Regions from separate parts of the Homo sapiens genome. Here region 1 is linked to region 2. A link is a loop called in an ENCODE intact Hi-C map of the cell type or tissue named here. Cell type or tissue: MCF 10A. All regions are shown on one strand. Each heading gives the region's core, and the rest is flanking DNA. Links, peaks and the distances in the headings are about the cores only.

The links. Peaks named below come from ENCODE experiments on the same cell type or tissue, not always from the same donor. Only the 100,000 strongest peaks of a DNase experiment are listed, where the experiment ranks them.
Region 1: it touches region 2 in a loop (7-fold over the local background); 1 of 110 quality-filtered maps calls a loop at or near these places.

Annotation. Positions count from the first base shown.
Region 1 is chrX:110,085,467-110,089,865 of GRCh38, reverse strand. All of the region lies in intron 3 of TMEM164 (transmembrane protein 164), which reads right to left. Among named protein-coding and RNA genes, the nearest start is that of MIR3978, 5.5 kb to the right of the region's middle. In MCF 10A, for the core only: no CTCF peak of the experiment used is centred there; DNase peaks (open chromatin) are centred at 2,085 and 2,615.
Region 2 is chrX:109,908,857-109,913,255 of GRCh38, reverse strand. No RefSeq gene overlaps it. Among named protein-coding and RNA genes, the nearest start is that of TMEM164, 92 kb to the left of the region's middle. In MCF 10A, for the core only: a CTCF peak has its summit at 2,041 (motif pointing left); no DNase peak of the experiment used is centred there.

The DNA.
Region 1 (4,399 bases), core at 198-4,197, 180 kb before region 2:
GGGTCATGTCATCTAACCATTTTTACTCAGGAGGGTCATTACTATTAATAGCATTCTTTTACAAATGAGGAAATGGAAGCTAAGACTTTAATCTATGCTCAGGATCACAGAGCTAAGAATTAAGCAGAACCGCAACTATAACTCTAATTCCACTGTACTATTCAAGATCCCTTCAAAACATGTCTACCCGATAAATCAAATGCTGAATTGAACAGAACAGTGTTTAAATACATTATATTATGTTCATCCAAACAATGGAATACTATGTAGCCATCAGAAATCATGTTAAGAATACTTAATTAGATGGGTAAACAATCCCGTTATATTTTAAATATTACAAAGTATCATATGTAGAATGATCTTTATTTTGTTTCTAAAAATGGTGGCTCACGCCTGTAATCCCAGCACTTTGGGAGGCTGAGGTGGGTGGATCATGAGGTCAGGAGTTCAAGACCAGCCTGACCAATATGGTGAAACCCTGTCTCTACTAAAAATACAAAAATTAGCCGGGTGTGGTGGCAGTGCCTGTAATCTCAGCTACTCGGGAAGCTGAGGCAGGAGAATCGCTTGAACCTGGGTGGCAGAGGTTGCAGTGAGCCGAAATCTATACCTACAGAAAACTAAGAAGAAATTATACCAACATATTAACAGGAATTATCAGTTATTATTATTGTATTCTTTATTGCTTTCTATAATATTTTATTTCTTTTCCTTACAATTAGCATGGATTACTTTTATAATGAGAAAGAAACAGTTCTGCTTCTTCATTACCAACTGCACAGCTCCTATCTAACTTGCCCAAATCTTATTATGCCGTACTGCTTTCCCCCAACCCCTGCCCTTTGGAATTGCTTTTGACAAATATATAGCACAGTAGATTCTTCACTTGGATAAAGTAAAAAGAGGCCCAAAATAATCAGTCCTCATTCCTCTGCTGAGTACTGCTTTCCATGTTTCCACAGATGGGAAAAGTTATCTGAATCTTTAGCCTTTCTTTTACCCAATGGTGACATACATCTAAATACATGCTTAAAGCCTAGGAGAAGGAAAAAAAATAAAAGCAGTCCCTGCTCTAGGAACTTTCAAAGAGAACTTCTGGGAGACTTGGAGAAGATAAAACTGAGTATATGTAAAGGTAGGCAGCTTCTATTTTATGTCGAATGGGAACCTGTGAACAACCCCAAAGCATCTTCCCTCTTCTAAGAATTAAGGGAAGAATACACATAAACCGAAGGCAGAACCTGACAATAAGGTGGCTCCTAGGAAAGCAGATACCTGAGCAGCATTCTGAATAAAAAAGAGAAACTGGTCTCCCTGAATCGCTCTTTACTTACTGTGGTTTCCTCTTTCCCCTTTAAATCTGCAACATTTATAAGCAGAGCCTTCTCTCCTTTGCCAATAACTGAGTCTTAATAAGGCTGCTCAGGTCAAAAACAACCTCTCAACTATCTTTTTCAGTGATGAGTCCAACGCTAAGCCAAAAAGCAGCCACCTCCGAGGTGAAGGTGCCAAAAGACTGTCCCTTTTTAACTGCATATGACCCCAAACTAAGTCTCAGTTTAGAATCCCTCAGGTTCCAGAGCAGCTGACCAGATGAGCACTGGGAAAGGGGGTACTGAGATGCTAAAATCATTCCAAGACATTTAAACTCAACAGGTTCAAACTGAGTCTATCTCATGACCTCAGAGCAGTCCTAGAGACCTGAGGTCTGAATTTCTCCCTGGGGAAAGTCATGCTATTTAAAAATCTGAGAGTATCATAAATGAAATCTAGAAAAAGAAAGGGCCATGGGGATACTGCACTGTCATCATATCATGTGGCCCAAAGGCCAACAGGATATCAGTTTTGCAATGCCAAGATCACGTGTCAGGCTGCCCCAGTTCCTCATGCCCACCCCCATGCTTCCCTCGTCTACCTTGGCTCACATGCAGCCTACAGTCCTCTCTCCATCCAGCAATGCACCTCCTGCTCTCTGCAGCATAGATGAAATTTCATCTCATCCCCTTCAAAAGCTTCTTTAGACTGAGTCAGCAGATATGACCAAATAATCCTATTTGCATCACAGATCCACTCCTTTCCTGGCACACATGAAGATGAACAACTTTAGGGTTTCAGTGGGGAGCAGAGGGGTACTGTACACTTTCTGGAGCAGAGGGATGTGTGTCAGCGCTCTGCTATGCCCTTTTCTTACCCAAGGCGGGGTGAGGGAAGAGTTTCCTGCCATTTAAACCATACCACTCAGTGACTCACTCCATGAGTTCCCCCACCCTTGATACATACACATGGATAACCAAGCACATTAAGTGCTGGGTGTTCAGAATACAGCTAAACTGTCTGATTACAACCCAAAGCCTGGAAAACCTTAATCTCTGTTCCCTTTTCCTTCATGTATTCCTTCAAGATATCCCAACTCAGAGGTCGAGGCTACAGTGAGCCATGATCACGCCACTGCACTCCAGCCTGGGCAACAGAGTGAGACAGTTTCAAAAACAACAACAACAAACAAGAGAGCCCAACTCAGAGAAAGTCTCAAAAGGCTAGTTTCTCTAAGAGGCTCCCAGCCCATTGTGAAATTCTTAAGCCCAGGTCTCTAGCTGATAAGGAAGAATCTTAGGCTGGAGGCTGTATAAACAGTTGACTCAGACTGATGACTGCTCTTTTATTGAGTAAGTGTGCTGTGGTTAATAACTAAAATGCTAGGATCTTCTAGTCCTGGGAAGAGCTCAGATCAACTACCAGAAGCATCACTAGTCACCATTTGTACTACAAGCAAAAAGAAATGACTGGTTAGCTTTTGTTTCTGATATGAACACTTCTGACAGCTGCAGAGGTTTCTCAAGCCTCTAGAGAAGTAGAAAAGCCCTACTCTGATCCTTATGTCAAAGAATGTGAATGTGAACTCTTGTGTATCTCCATCTGTAAAGATCATAAGATGACATCACTAGGATGAATTGTAGCTTTCCAAGATCTCACCATCCCCATTATGGTATTCCTCTTAAATACTCAAATGTCTCCCACTGCCTTCTAGCTTATTAACAGAGTCACTGTCCTACTGTACATATGTAATTTCTTCCTCTCTCTCTCTGCCTATGCTAGATCTAATTCCTCTAAACTCAGAGTCAGCAAAATATGGTTTTTCTGTTTTGGCTTCTTTATTGGCATGATTTTATATATATACACACACACACACATATATACACACACACATATATATATACATATATATACACATATATACATATATACACATATATACATATATACACATATATACATATATATATAAAATTTTTTCCAACTTAACTGCTTTTAAGTGTACAGTTCAGTGCCATTAAGTACATTCACACTGTTGTGTAACCATGACTGCCAGCTATCTCCAGAACTTTTTCATCTGGTCCTCCTGTTTATGTAAATAAAGTTTTATTTGAACACAACCACACTAATTTGTTTGCATTTTTCTGTGATGCTTTCATGCTCCAACAACAGTTAAATAGTTAAAACACAGAGATCATATGGCTTGCAAAGTCTAAAATATTTACTCTCTGGCCCTTTACAGGAAATGGTTGCCAATCTCTGCTCTAATCTAAAATATACACTGGATTTCTACTTTAAAATAGCACTTGGCTAGCAATCACTAACATAGCCTCTCTCAATTTCCCACTCAAATACCTATCAAGATATAGAAAAAGATAAAATTCCCCAAACACTGAAAACTTAAACTGATGGCCAACTTATTACCAGGATCTGGGAGAAATCTCCATTAACAATAAGCCTAATACTGAAATGAGAAAAAACAATCTGGCCAATTCATGCAGCAGCCCACAGAAACCTAAAAGAAGATAGGAAACATTGAGTCCTTCCACAACTGTCAGCCTCATGGCTTAGAAGCCAAGAGTTCATCTAGAAACTGGCAAACCGGACATCCATTTGGACTACGTGGTTACTACTTGCAGAGGAAATCAGCAATTCTCAAAACTGGTCTACATTCACATGGAGACTCTAATTCCCCAAAATCAAAAGGGCAGAAATGGCAGAATTGGTACTGGCACACTGTGTGCTAGGAGTGGGAGCCCTCACAAGTAACACTCAGGTAGTAACACATGTGGGAGGCTGTACTGTTTCACATAGTTTATCTGGTTCAGAGCATCTGAGAACATTGTAGTAGGGGTAGACGATTCCATATGGGTCCAGCAGAACCCACTAGATGAGTAGCTGACAGACACTGTGAAACAGGTTAAAAGCTATGTGTATCAACCTGCCTGCCAACAATGGAGCTGAAAAGGGTTCTAACCAATATGAGAGAGAATCTGAGCTTGAGGATAGTCAAAGGCAATCTACATACCCTGTATTTGATGAAAGACAGATCCTTTTTTGAATATTCATAAACCATACAAAAAAC
Region 2 (4,399 bases), core at 252-4,251:
TTCTCTGATGGCCAGTGATGATGAGCATTTTTCATGTGTCTGTTGGCTGCATAAATGTCTTCTTTTGAGAAGTGTCTGTTCATGTCCTTCGCCCACTTGTTAATGGGGTTGTTTTTTTTTTCTTGTAAATTTGTTTGAGTTCTTTGTAGATTCTGGATATTAGCCCTTTGTCAGATGGGTAGATTGTAAAAATTTTCTCCCATTCTGTAGGTTGCCTGTTCACTGTGATGGTAGTTTCTTTTGCTGTGCAGAAGCTCTTTAGTTTAATTAGATCCCATTTGTCAATTTTGGCTTTTGTTGCCATTGCTTTTGGTGTTGTAGACATGAAGTCCTTGCCCATGCCTATGTCCTGAATGGTATTGCCTAGGTTTTCTTCTAGGGTTTTTATGGTTTTAGGTCTAACATTTAAGTCCTTAATCCATCTTGAATTAATTTTTGTATAAGGTGTAAGGAAGGGATCCAGTTTCAGCTTTCTTCATATGGCTAGCCAGTTTTCCCAGCACCATTTATTAAATAGGGAATCATTTCCCCATTTCTTGTTTTTGCCAGGTTTGTCAAAAATCAGATAGTTTTAGATGTGTGGTGTTATTTCTGAGGGCTCTGTTCTGTTCCATTGATCTGTATCTCTGTTTTGGTACCAGTACCATGCTGTTTTGGGCCTTTGACAAAATTCAACAGCCCTTCATGCTAAAAACTCTCAATAAATTAGGTATTGATGGGACGTATCTCAAAATAATAAGAGCTGTTTATGACAAACCCACAGCCAATATCATACTGAATGGGCAAAAACTGGAAGCATTCCCTTTGAAAACTGGCACAAGACAGGGATGCCCTCTCTCACCACTCCTATTCAACATAGTGTTGGAAGTTCTGGCCAGGGCAATCAGGCAGGAGAAGGAAATAAAGGGCATTCAATTAGGAAAAGAGGAAGTCAAATTGTCCCTGTTTGCAGATGACATGATTGTATATCTAGAAAACCCCATCATCTCAACCCAAAATCTCCATAAGCTGATAAGCAACTTCAGCAAAGTCTCAGGATACAAAAACAATGTGCAAAAATTACAAGCTTTCTTATACACCAATAACAGACAAACAGAGAGCCAAATCATGAGTGAACTCCCATTCACAATTGCTTCAAAGAGAATAAAATACCTAGGAATCCAGCTTACAAGGGATGTGAAGGACCTCTTCAAGGAGAACTACAAACCACTGCTCAAGGAAATAAAAGAGGATACAAACAAATGGAAGAACATTCCATGCTCATGGATAAGAAGAATCAATATTGTGAAAATGGCCATACTCCCCAAGGTAATTTATAGATTCAATGCCATCCCCATCAAGCTACCAATGAGTTTCTTCACAGAATTGGAAAAAACTTCTTTAAAGTTCATATGGAACCAAGAAAGAGCCTGCATTGCCAAGTCATTCCTAAGCCAAAAGAACAAAGCTGGAGGCATCACGCTACCTGACTTCAAACTATACTGCTAGGCTTCACCTTTCTTTCAGCTTCTGGTATGCCCGACTCAGTTGTAGCCTTCTCTTACACAAACATTTTGTGCCAACATTTCTATATTTGTTTCAGCTCCGCTCTCTATCCCCCAGGTTCCATGCCTCCCTCTTCCTACCTCTGGCCCAGCTTTTCCGTGTCAGTTTTGAGAGTCCTTCTTTCTCACCCGCCCCCTTTATCTTTCTGCCTACTATTGATCTTGGCCCCTTGAGTCCTGAATCACCAACTCCAGGCCCAGTTCCCCTTCCTATTCATCCTTGAGGCAGCTCTTTCTCTCCAGGGCCATTGAATTTTTCATCTATGTATAACTTTCTCTCTTTTTTCCTGTTCACCTTCCAGTTTACTTCTAAAATAGGCATATTTAAGTTAGAAAGTAGCCAATTTAAAGTAAATACTGAAAGAATATATGGTGATTTGCTATGATATGGCTGAAAAATCATGATGGGAATACTCAAATCATTATGGGAACCTTGTTCCCTAAATTTTTTTTTAGAAAACAAGGAATTTTTTTGAATGATGGGCCATCTAGTGGCGAATGGAGGATGACAATTTTTCCAGCCTGAGAAAACACAATGGATCTTTAAAAAGAAAGGCCTTTTAAACCCTTAACCTCATCACCCTAACATGTACAAAGCACTAGTCCACAAAAGAGTGTATACAACAAAGGTCATGTCCCATCTGGGACATAGCTGGGTGAGATATGTGACTTTATCCTGGCATTGCTCTGTTTTTGACAGATGTATATGTATATGTATATGTGAATGTATACGCATCTCAGATGACTTCAGGGCCAAATTTAGAAACTCTGAAAATCCTCTTCACAGGCATCTCAAGAGCCTTTTCACCAAGACAAGGTAAGTGCCTGTCTTGTGTCATGCCTTTATTCTGGGAAGCCACATTAAGAGAGAATTAGTGCTGTGCAAGGGAGGAAATTGCTGTCTGAGATGGTTTTCAAACTGTACCTCTCAATTTCATAAATCAAGTCTCCCAAACACCCAAGTGAAGACATTTCAATTGATAGTCATTTATTCATTCAGCTTACATTTATTGAGCCACCAAATAGAATTCTGAGACTATTGTGATCCTATTAATAGACAACCACATATTTACAAAAAGAAATCTATCACCTAGTTAAGAAATATATACAGTACAGCTGAGCACAATCCAGATATAGGGAATTTCGGGAATCCCAGAAGTGTGCATCACTCCCATGCACTTCTCTGCAAGCTGCTCAAGTTAGAAATTTTAGTTGGAGTAGCTACTAGATGTATAGTATCAGATAACCTTCAGCAATTATTCCTTGTTGAATTAGCAGAGCAGCTGATAACTACTGTTTACCAGTAAAAAATATTATGTATGCAAATAAGTACTTGAAGGGCTTCAGAGAGGTCTGCCTTCAGAGTGACCAACCATCCTGGTTTGCTTGGGCCTGTCTTTTTGCACCAAAATCATGCATCCTGGGAAACCTCTCGGTCCTGGGCAAACAGGTAAAGTTGGTCACTGTAACTGCCTTAGAGTCTTCAGATGATTTATCCTGAGCAAAAGATCCACCATGCAAGCAACGCTGAAAAAGAAAAAAGTAATAATCTAAGCTGTGTTTGAGTGATTGCTAAATTAAACACTTTTACAGACCGCCCTCAAAACAATTCTACTAGGCAGATACTATTATTATTCCCACTTTGCAGATGAGGAAACTGAGGCACACAGAAGCAAAGAATTTGACAGAGATGACTTAGCTAGTAAGTGTCAGAAACAGGATTTGAACACAGACCAGTGTAGTGCTAAAGCCTGCATCCTCAAGCAGCATGCCATGCTTTCACTACTCAGACAGAGTGCTCACTCACAGCAGCTTTTGGGCTGTCAAAGTTCATCCCTGGTCCCAAGTAATTCAACAGGGGAAATCCCACGTTTTCAAAGATCTTGGTATTTCCTTAAAACATTTTGACGTAAACTTCAAGATCTTAGAAGGTTAGACAAATATTTTTCAAGATGTGATTTTCCATTTACTTAATTCTGAATCACATGGGGTGCTGACTTAAAGAAAAAAGAACACAAACTTAAGCTCTAATTCAGACCTATTAAATCAGATTGTCTGGGGATCCATATTTTCAACAGGTGCTCAAATTGACCTGGGTGCATAGTAGTTTGAGAACTACTGGGTTAGAAGTTTCTGAGAGATCAGCCAAGTTCAAAGAAATTAACTTCATTCACTTTCTCATTCTTGCTGTCTTCTTTTCCTTCTCTCACCCTACCAAATGTGAAAATATCCCCAAGTTTCATTATTCTGCCTTCTACATGGCCTTCTCTCTCTATTCTCTTCCTCAGAGGACTCCATTATTATCGCTGCCTAGTACATTATATGAGGAGCTGTGGAGACTTAGGTCCTACTTCCCATTGTGCCCTCAACTTTACAACATGGAGCAGGTCAGTTCCCCTATCTGAACCTCAGTTTTCTCACCTATAAAATGGTTGGAGCTGCGAATGTGCATTTTTAACAAGTTCCCCATACAATTTTAAAAAATCTCTTCTAAACTCTGAGAATCACTAATAAAAATGTATGGTAAATCCCTTCTTCATTGCAGCAAACTTAGTATCATGATCTTAGCTTCTCTTTTTCCCCAGGAGTATTTCTGTGCACTTTCACGTGCTGTCAGCTAGTGTGCTTAGATAATGTAAATTTATTTTATTATTGGCCAAGCACAAAAAAATCCAAAAGGTAAATATGCTGCAAAAAAAAAAAAAAAAAAAAAAGTGTATCCAGTTCATTTCCAAGCCAAACAGAGATGACTTTGGATTTGGCACAGTTTTAGATTACCTATGACTCTGATCTTCTCCATTAGAGTGAGTAATTGAAAGCTAGCTGTGTGTGCGCTTACAGAAATTATTTTAAAT